2 separate regions of the Homo sapiens genome follow, and region 2 is linked to region 1. Evidence: chromatin contacts called from ENCODE Hi-C or POLR2A ChIA-PET data. All regions are on one chromosome and are shown on one strand. The core of a region is the stretch at or near the end of the contact, and the rest is flanking DNA. Distances in the headings are between cores, read along the strand shown. Region 1 overlaps PEX14 (peroxisomal biogenesis factor 14). Region 2 overlaps PEX14 (peroxisomal biogenesis factor 14).

Region 1 (4,385 bases), core at 1,115-3,614:
TAACAAATACAGTGTGTAACAAATCTATAATAATAAAAACATTGCAGCATTAGCACAACAACAGACAAGTACAGCAATGAATGAGAATAGAATGTCCCTGATCACACATCAGTATATTTAAGAATTTAGCAGATGAAAAAGATGACATGTCAAATCAGTGGGGAAAGAAATAAATCGTTCTATAAATGGTGCTGAGACTATCCAGTTGGTCAACAGGAAAAAATAAAGTTATATTCCCTGTTACGCAACTAGCAACAACACAAATTCCATAAAAGAAAACTAAAATCATTAAAAAAAAAAAAAAAGGTAGGCAAATAGTTCTATGCCCTTGCAGTGGGGGAAGGGTTTTCCATGCTTAGACAAAGGAAGAAACTGTGAACTTGACAATGTGGAAGTTTGAGACTTGTGCTCGGGGCACTGGCCAACTGGTGTTGAGGCTGTAAGCTGAAATCACCTTTTTAAAGCACAGGTTAGCAATGTACATTAAAATGAAAACAAGTCCATTTTCTTTAACCTAGGATTAGCAGCTCTGAGGTTTTTTGCTTTTTGTTTTTGAGACAGAGTCTCACTCTGTTGCCCAGCCTGAAGTGCAGTGGCACGATCTCAGGTCACTGCAAACTCCACCTCCAGGGTTCAAGCAATTCTTCTGCCTCAGCCTCCCGAGCAGCTGGGATTACAGGCGCCCGCCACCACAGCTGGCTATTTTTTGTATTTTTAGTAGAGACGAGGTTTCACCATGTTGGCCAGGCTGGTCTCAAACTCCTGACCTCAAGTGATCCGCCCACCTCGGCCTCCCAAAGTGCTGGGATTACAGGCGTGAGCCATTGCACCCAGCCTAACTCTGAGGTTTTTACCCCACAAAGGTAATCACAAAAGTAATACCTATTTCCCAAGGATACTTAAAGAAGAGTTGCTATAATTGTGTAAAATGAAGATAATCAAGGGGACTGGGTTACAATAAATTATGGCATATATTTTCAGCAGAACACAAGGCAGTTACTAAAATTGATGCTAGAGATCTGTATTGATGGATACCAGTTACATCCAAGACCTAGTATCAAGCAGGGAAAAAAAAAAGAAAGATGAGAGAAGAGGCAAAATCTAAGGTGACTGGCTTTACTTAATGACTTACTCAAATGACTTTAAGGTAAGACTCAACAGTCCCAAGAGAGGCCAAAAGGCAAAGCACTCTAACCTCAGCTTCCAGATTTGTGCCCTCCCTCTGGCCCAAGTCACAGATTCTTCCAGGTGCCTCAGTCTCTCAGTCTATAAAATGGGGATAAAAATCACCAGTGCCATTACCATACTCTCCCCTGTCCCCAGGGTGCTCTGAGGATTAATTAGCTGGTATTTGTGAAGTGTGTTCCTGTACTGAGTTATTACTGAAAAGTTTCCATTAGGCTCATCAGCTCTTTAAAGTTCTTAAGCAAAACTAAAGAAGTTTTGATGAAATGCCCCAAAGACAAGCATGGCTGGTAACAATGAAGCCGTAGAAGAAACAGCCCGGCAACCCTGCCCCCTAACCCTCCACATCAGGCGCAGTGCTCAGGCAGTAAGGCCAAGCCAGAGTTTCATCAGCACTCCCCCAGGATGAGGTCAGCGCACACCGACTGCCTCTGGCCCTCCAAGGGGACGATTATCACACTGTCGCCAGCGTCCCCAGTGCTCCTTATTAGTATAATAGAAACCCTGCACAGAGACCGACAAAGTGCGTGAGAGGAAAAAGAACACGTGCAGATAGGCACCCCCCAACCCAAGTCCCTAATGAGGGGTACAGGGACGGATGTGCATGGATCCTCATCAGCCCCACCCTGTGGAATTCTGATCACAGCTGCCATGCTCTGGGGATATAGGGAGACATGGAGCAGCTTCCAGAGAGGCAGCATGTTCACAGTATCACCAGCTCCAGCCAGGAGTCCAGAAAGACAAAGGTTATGCTGCTGAAGGGGCAGGCAGGACACTGTGAACCCCTGTCATCCCAACCCCTCATCCCAGCAGAGGAGGAGCCCTGCTAACAGCGCTGAGCACTGGCAGACGGTGCCTGCAGAAGGCGGTTTCAGTGGCAGGCCTCTGGGCTGCCCCTTTCGCCTCGTGCTCGGTGGAATGTCCACGCTGGCTCCGCAGTGCCAGCCCACCGAGATGGACTGCTTTGTCCAGCAGTGCCTGCGCCAAGGACATGCTCCAGGATCATTCGGCTTTCTTCCTCCCCTAATGCTTGTGTCTTTCTCTGTATGTCTCATCCTGTCTCTCAAATCTATTCCTGTGTGTCCCAGAGGGCCAGAATGAAGCAAGTTCTGCTGTTATGATGCAACGCCCGGCCACAGGTGAGGCCCGGACTCTTCTGAAAACCTAATGAACGGGCAACAGCAGCTTGTGTGCTTCTTGACAGCACACAGGTGCTGATAAATATCTACCTCCAGGATATTCTTGGTAAACACAGGCACTGCGGCCCCTCACCCTCACGGGTGCATGCACACACACACACACACACACACACTCACACCTTGCCGGCTCTGCTCTCACACCTCAAAAACAAATTATTTAACTATTCTCTTCCCTGAGGATTAGAGCTCTAATTTCAAACACAGAGCTCCCTGGCTTGTCTCTCACATATGCAGCACATTCTGATAGGTTAAACGCTGCGGTTTAATTACTGTAATGAGAGGTGCTTTTTTTGGGTTTCCTCAAACATTCGTTTTTCCCTCCCTTATTTTACATTGAAAATCATTTTTAGCATGTTTTCCTCCGTCATTTTCCCCATCTCTCCCCCCGACTCTGTATGTAGGGAAGAAGGAAGGCTCTTCGAGTGAGTGTCTGAAGAGTCACCAGAAGTGAGTGGGTAACAATACTCAATGTCCAAACCTTTCATTTAAATTTTTTTAATTTAAAATTTGTAAATTAAAAAAAAAGCAGATAGGAGAGGTAAAAGCCCACCAAAGTAGACTGCTACAGTGACTATCCCGGACAGGAATGGTCAGTAAAAAACACAGCAGGTTGGTGTGTTATTGGGGGGTAGGGTCAGTCCTGCAGGTGGTTTTGGGAAGGGATGGGATGTGTTCCCGCGATGGCCAGCATGTGATTTACTGCAGCCCCAGATCAAGAAGAAGGCTGCTTTCCACGGGAAGGCTGGACAAAAGCAGACTGAGGAAGATGCCTCTAGAGAAGCAACTTGCTTTCAGATAGGCTTTATTTTTAAAAGGTGTACAGCCAGCCTGGGAAACATGGCAAAACCCCATCTCTACTAAAACTACAAAAATTAGCTGGGTGTATGGTGGTACGCATCAGTAATCCCAGCTACTCAGGAGGCTGAGATGGGAAGATCACTTGAGCCCCAGGAGATGGAGGTTGCAGTGAGCCAAGATCGCGCCACTGTATTCCAGCCTGGGTGACAGTGTGAGGCTCTGTCTTTAAAAAAAAAAGAAAAAAAAGCATACAGCCTATATGCTTTCAAAGCTGTGGATCATAATTTACCGCCAAACCAGGTCCACCTTCAGCCCCAGGCATGAGATCTGGACTGCACTGTGTGGGCATCTGAAGGCTGCAGTCATTTAAAAGGAAAACCTGACTGCAGCTGCAATGCCAAGAGAGCTCTAAGATCAGGCTGAACCGGCAGAGGAGCAGAAGCTTCAAGAAGCGAAAATGCCCTTCTCCCTGCCTCTTCAAGGTGACCTGGAATGAGTATCATGGAGTTCAATGACTCTGCGTGTGCTCTGGGATCTCCCAGCAAGTCAGTTAATGTCCTGATCATTTTGGAGTCTGCCCTTTTGGAGTCTGCCCTTTAGGCTTTCTGCCTCAGCTCCACACATTTTGTAAACTTCTCTTTTTTTTTTTTTTTTGAGACGGAGTCTCGCTCTGTCACCCAGGCTGGAGTGCAGTGGTGCGATCTCGGCTCACTACAAGCTCCGCCTCCCAGGTTCACGCCATCCTCCTGCCTCAGCCTCCCAAGTAGCTGGGACTGCAGGTGCCCACCACCATGCCCGGCTAATTTTTTTTTTTTTTTTTTTTTGTATTTTTAGTAGAGACGGGGTTTCACCATGTTAGCCAGGATGGTCTCGATCTCCTGACCTCATGATCCGCCCACCTCGGCCTCCCAAAGGGCTGGGATTACAGGCGTGAGCCACCGCGCCCGGCCCACATTTTGTAAACTTCTGACTCCACTGATTTGTAAGAGTAAAGGTACCACAAAGACCATCTGCTACCAGAAAACCGAGGTGCATGCAAGGTCAGGGAACTAACCGTCATGTCACAGGTGTGCAGGGAAGCCCTGAAAATTGCCGAGGCCAGATCAGCAAACAGGTTGACTGTCACAAGCAGATCAGTGGAAACACATGCAGATATAACAGAGAAGGACAAACTCAGGGAAGAGCAGATGAGGAAACAGATGA
Region 2 (4,385 bases), core at 643-3,142, 44 kb before region 1:
CCTCCCCCATTCAGCCTTCTGTGGACAGCCAAAGGAGGAGATCTCTAAATAAGATCCGTAACACAGACAGCAGATTCCAACCCACTGGCTGGCCCTTCAGCAAGTCCGGAGAAGAGAAGGCCTTTTTGGCTCTACTGCCAAGATCACACCTGCCTAGCTGCAGCTGAGCTGGATGAAAACAGTGCTGAGGTGAGGGAAAGAAGGCAGCTTCAGACCAGGTGCTGGGGGATCAAAACGAATCTGTCATTTTAAAATATGCCTTTTAAAATCTGATATCTAACACTTTTTTTTTTTTTTTTTTTTTTGAGACAGAGTCTTGCTCTTGTCACCCAAGCTGGAGTGCAATGGCATGATCTCAGCTCATTGCAACCTCCACCTCCTCGGTTCAAGCGATTCTCCTGCCTCAGCCTCCTGAGTAGCTGGGATTACAAGCACCCGCCACCATGCCCAGCTAATTTTTGTATTTTTATTAGAGACAGGGTTTTGCCACATTGGCCAGGCTGGTCTCCAACTCCTGACCTCAAGTGATCCGCCCGCCTTGGCCTCCCAAAGTGCTGGGATTACAGGCGTGAGCCACCGCGCCCGGCCTGTCTGTTTTTTTGAGATGGAGTTTTGCTCTTGTTGCCCAGGGTGGTCTCGAACTCCTGACCTCATGATCCACCCGCCTCGGCCTCCCAAAGTGCTGGGATTACAGGCGGGAGCCACTGCGCCCGGCCTTAAAATCTGATATCTAACAGTTTTAAATCATTTTTTGCAAAAATAAAACTTCTGAGAATAACAATTATAGAAAAGGCATTTTGAGAGATCACAGATCCAGTATTGAGTTTCTTTATTTTATTTTATTTTTTTTGAGACAGAGTCTCACTCTGTCACCTAGGCTGGAGTGCAGCGGCGTGATCTCGGCTCACTGCAACTTCCACCTCCTGGGTTTAAGTGATTCTCCTGCCTCAGCCCCCTAAGGAGCTGGGATTACAGGCGTGTGCCACCACGCCCGGCTAATTTTTTGTATTTTTAGTAGAGACACGGTTTCACCACGTTGGCCAGGCTGGTCTCGAACTCCTGACCTCAAGTGATCCGCCTGCCTTGGCCTCTCAAAGTGTTGGGATTACAGATGTGAGCCACTGCACCCTGCCTGTTTGTTTTTTTGAGGCAGAGTTTCGCTCTTGTTGCCCAGTCTGGAGTGCAGTGGCACGATCTCGGCTCACTGCAACCTCCACCTCCCGGGTTCAAGCAATTCTCCTTCCTCAGCCTCCTGAGTAGCAGGGATTACAGGCGCCTGCCACCACATCTGGCTAATTTTTTGTATTTTTAGTAGAGACAGGGTTTCATCATGTTGGCCGGGCTGGTCTCGAACTCCTGACCTCAGGTGATCCACCCGCCTCAGCCTCCCAAAGTGCAGGGATTAGAGGCGTGAGCCAACGTGCCCGGCCCAATGCTGAGTTTCATTAAAGAAACAAAATGGAGCTATTTTCCATAACTTTGTAGTCAATTTTAGCCTTTTTAAACTTTTTATAAGTGATTTCAAGGAGGGCTTCTGGCTGCATTTTGGAGGTATGCATTTATAACTTGTTTGAAGAAACTTTATTCCTATAGTAGCTTTCATTTAAGACAACGAAAGACCCCTCATGGGTCATGATCTCGTATAATTAAAAGAAACATTCAAAAAGGAACTTCATGTTTTAACCTGAAATTCCCTAACAGACCGCTACTACATAAACGTACAAAGTATAGCCAGGACAAGGGAGGGAGGGAAATGGAGGCTGACCTAAACTTACAAATATTAACTTAAAAAAATAGAAGTGGGAGACAGGTTATTGCAGTGAGCAAACAAGAATGCACCCATGAGTCAGATGGTCACGCTGTTTTTAGTGAAACAGTAACATTCAAAAGCACTGGTATGAGGAGATGGGAACAGAATCAATAAATAGTTGTACAGGTTTTCTGCATGTAACCAAAATACCTGAAACAACAATAAAATCATTTATTCTGATCCCTTGTCTCTTCTTAAACCTTTGTCACATACTTTAAAAAGTTTGTCTAGAAGACTGGGGTGTGTCACATTCCTTGGGAAAAACCCAAGAGCTTTCTGCTGCTCCCAGTTTCTCCTGGTTTGCTAAGTCTGGGAGATACAGAACACTGCCCTTTGGCCAGAGTCCTGAATCCCAATCAAGGTTAAGCAGGAGTTTGAGCGGGTGACTTACTGTATGGCTGAGATATGAGGTGAGGGGGCTGGACAGGAACCACCTGTGTGGCTGGGCCCAAGGACGAAGGCTCATCGGCAGCAGTGCCCGACTGCTGGAAGGCCATATCAATCTCTTCATCTGTCAGCCCTGGGGAGAAGAGGACATCATTGCAGGTGAGTACCTTTTGTCAGTGTCCATAGCTGCAACAGAATCTTCACTGAGCAAAGACCTTTACAGCCACAGAATGCCTCGCATCCTAGTAAGTTGCCTCCCCGATTTCAGATTCTCCGGAACCTCTCTCAGTTGCAATTTAACCTTAAGCGACAGAATATTAGCCTCAACACTGCTTCCAAATGTGGCTCATTCAATTTCCTTAATTTATCCTTGAGTTTATTGCTGCTTTTGAAGTCGCTCGGTACTGCAATTCTCCATTCTTCCCCCGAAAACAGATACCATCAACTGCAAATGTGGCTCATTTTAATCTGTAATGGTGTTAAAAAAAAAAGAGGGGAAAAAACTAACAATAATGCACGAAAACAGACAGGGAAACAAAAAACTAATTATTGGGTGAGACGACTAATTAGTCTAGATCGTTTCTGAAGACGGGAATAATTTGCTTTATTTTATGACAAATGCAGAAATAAAAAGAAAAATCAGGACTGACTGTGATTAGTATGAATGGGATATAGAATGTAAAGAAGAAAATAAAACAAGAAAACAGATCAAAACAAGGCCAGGCCCAAACTTTCAGATGATTATTATTCTAGCCTATCACACGCTGCCTGTATCGCCTTTGGCTAGTTTTTCTTTTCCCTTCTTGAAATCCTCCCGACACTCTAAACCACACCATACATGGGACATCAGGAAGTGGCAGGGCGCCATCTGCAGTGGCTATGCCATGTGGAGAGGATTTGCCCACAGAAGAATAAAAGGCAAATGAAAACCCATGAAGGCCGCATTTCCAGTGGGGACACAGCTGGGATATTTCCACCGGGTCTGAGCCAATTTGGGACACTGACTCTTGGGAGGAGGAAGAGAGCCCCATCCAACCCAAAGAACAGAATGAAATGTGGCGCTCAAGTATGAAAGGAGCGGTCACACGGGGCCAGCTCAGGAAGTAGCTGTGTGTACAAAGGCACTCCAGCTGCTGAGAGTGGGAAAAGCAGGTGGGAGGTCACTGTTAGTCTGCAAAAGACCACTCGGCCAGCCCTTGCTGTTCCAGGAATCCCAACATCCAAGCGAGCCGCAACACAGAGCTTTTAAACTACAGCCGAGAGCTTTTCCACATCTGGTCGGCAGCTCTCCATTAGAGGCCCACAGCATGGTATATTTGCCCCTGGGGGTAGATGAAGTACAAGGAGGTTCTGAGGATCAGCATCTTCAAAAGGATGGTGCCTCATACTCCATGCCTAGGGGCTAATAGATGGTGCACATTAATGCTTTAAAGCACAGCTCCGCCCTGCACCATACTGGCATATGAGTTGACTGCAGCCACCCCTCAAACTTTTCATGCCCTACCACAGCTAGTCAAAGGAAAATGCCCGAACTTTTCTAAACAGCCCTGGACTCTTTTTTCCCTTCTCTGTGCTGAGGAGTTGAGGACTATCCCCATTTAAAACTGCAGCTGTTCCCCTCTTTACCCTCTTCACACAGTGGAGCTGGCCAAGGGCAGGCACAGCCTCACCACTGGGAAGTCTGAAGAGCCACCGGGTTGCCCTGATAGCACCATGCTCTCAACAGATTGGTGGGCTGGATGAAAATGCTTCCAGGGTTCACAGCGCATCACGTACCACCTTCCAAAGACAAAAGCTGAAGGTCAGTAGAGTGGAGCTAGAGAGGGGGTGCTTGCTGCAAAGGGACTGCTTTACCCATAATTTCACCTTCCAAGAAGAACAGGGACAGGACCAACAGGCAAGCCAGGCAACAACAGAGAATACCCCCGCCCTGAGTTTGTGCCTCTCAGGTTCCAGCCTGTGTAGTGACTGCCGATCGCTCCGACTAAACAGGAAGGGGAACCCCTTTCGGAGCCCTGGTGGGAAAGACATTGTTTTAACCAGTTCATAATCAGCCATTAGAGAAGAAAGCAGCATCTGCGATGTCAGCACAGGCTGATGGTCACTGGTACACTACGGAATTTTATAAACCTGGTGGTTCGTGTGCCTTGTCAGCCGCTGGCTGCAAATGAAGATAATTTTCCCAAAA

What was found. Hi-C counts contacts between places; a loop is a spot of excess contacts on that map. ChIA-PET counts read pairs that join two places held with the same protein, here RNA polymerase II (POLR2A). Pooled maps may share reads with other maps.
Region 2: a loop to region 1 is called in a map of cardiac septum, with 1.8 times the contacts of the local background. The contact joins two enhancer-like sites. A Hi-C loop is called at or near these places in 7 of 168 maps with a recorded cell type or tissue (Caco-2, cardiac septum, heart right ventricle and 4 more) and 1 of 50 pooled maps. POLR2A ChIA-PET finds 5 or more read pairs at or near these places in 8 of 52 experiments (A673, CD4-positive, alpha-beta T cell, HEK293T and 5 more).

Annotation. Positions count from the first base shown.
Region 1 is chr1:10,553,755-10,558,139 of GRCh38, reverse strand. The region is part of intron 3 of PEX14 (peroxisomal biogenesis factor 14); the gene reads right to left. Among named protein-coding and RNA genes, the nearest start is that of PEX14, 81 kb to the right of the region's middle. RefSeq lists an enhancer at 1,523-2,184. Within about 2 kb of position 2,364, at least 4 of the 41 ENCODE cell types and tissues checked have a DNase peak (open chromatin) inside an H3K27ac peak, as active enhancers do.
Region 2 is chr1:10,597,183-10,601,567 of GRCh38, reverse strand. It overlaps PEX14 (peroxisomal biogenesis factor 14), which reads right to left. Exons shown (of 9, transcript NM_004565.3): 4 at 2,202-2,330. Among named protein-coding and RNA genes, the nearest start is that of PEX14, 120 kb to the right of the region's middle. Within about 2 kb of position 1,892, at least 6 of the 41 ENCODE cell types and tissues checked have a DNase peak (open chromatin) inside an H3K27ac peak, as active enhancers do.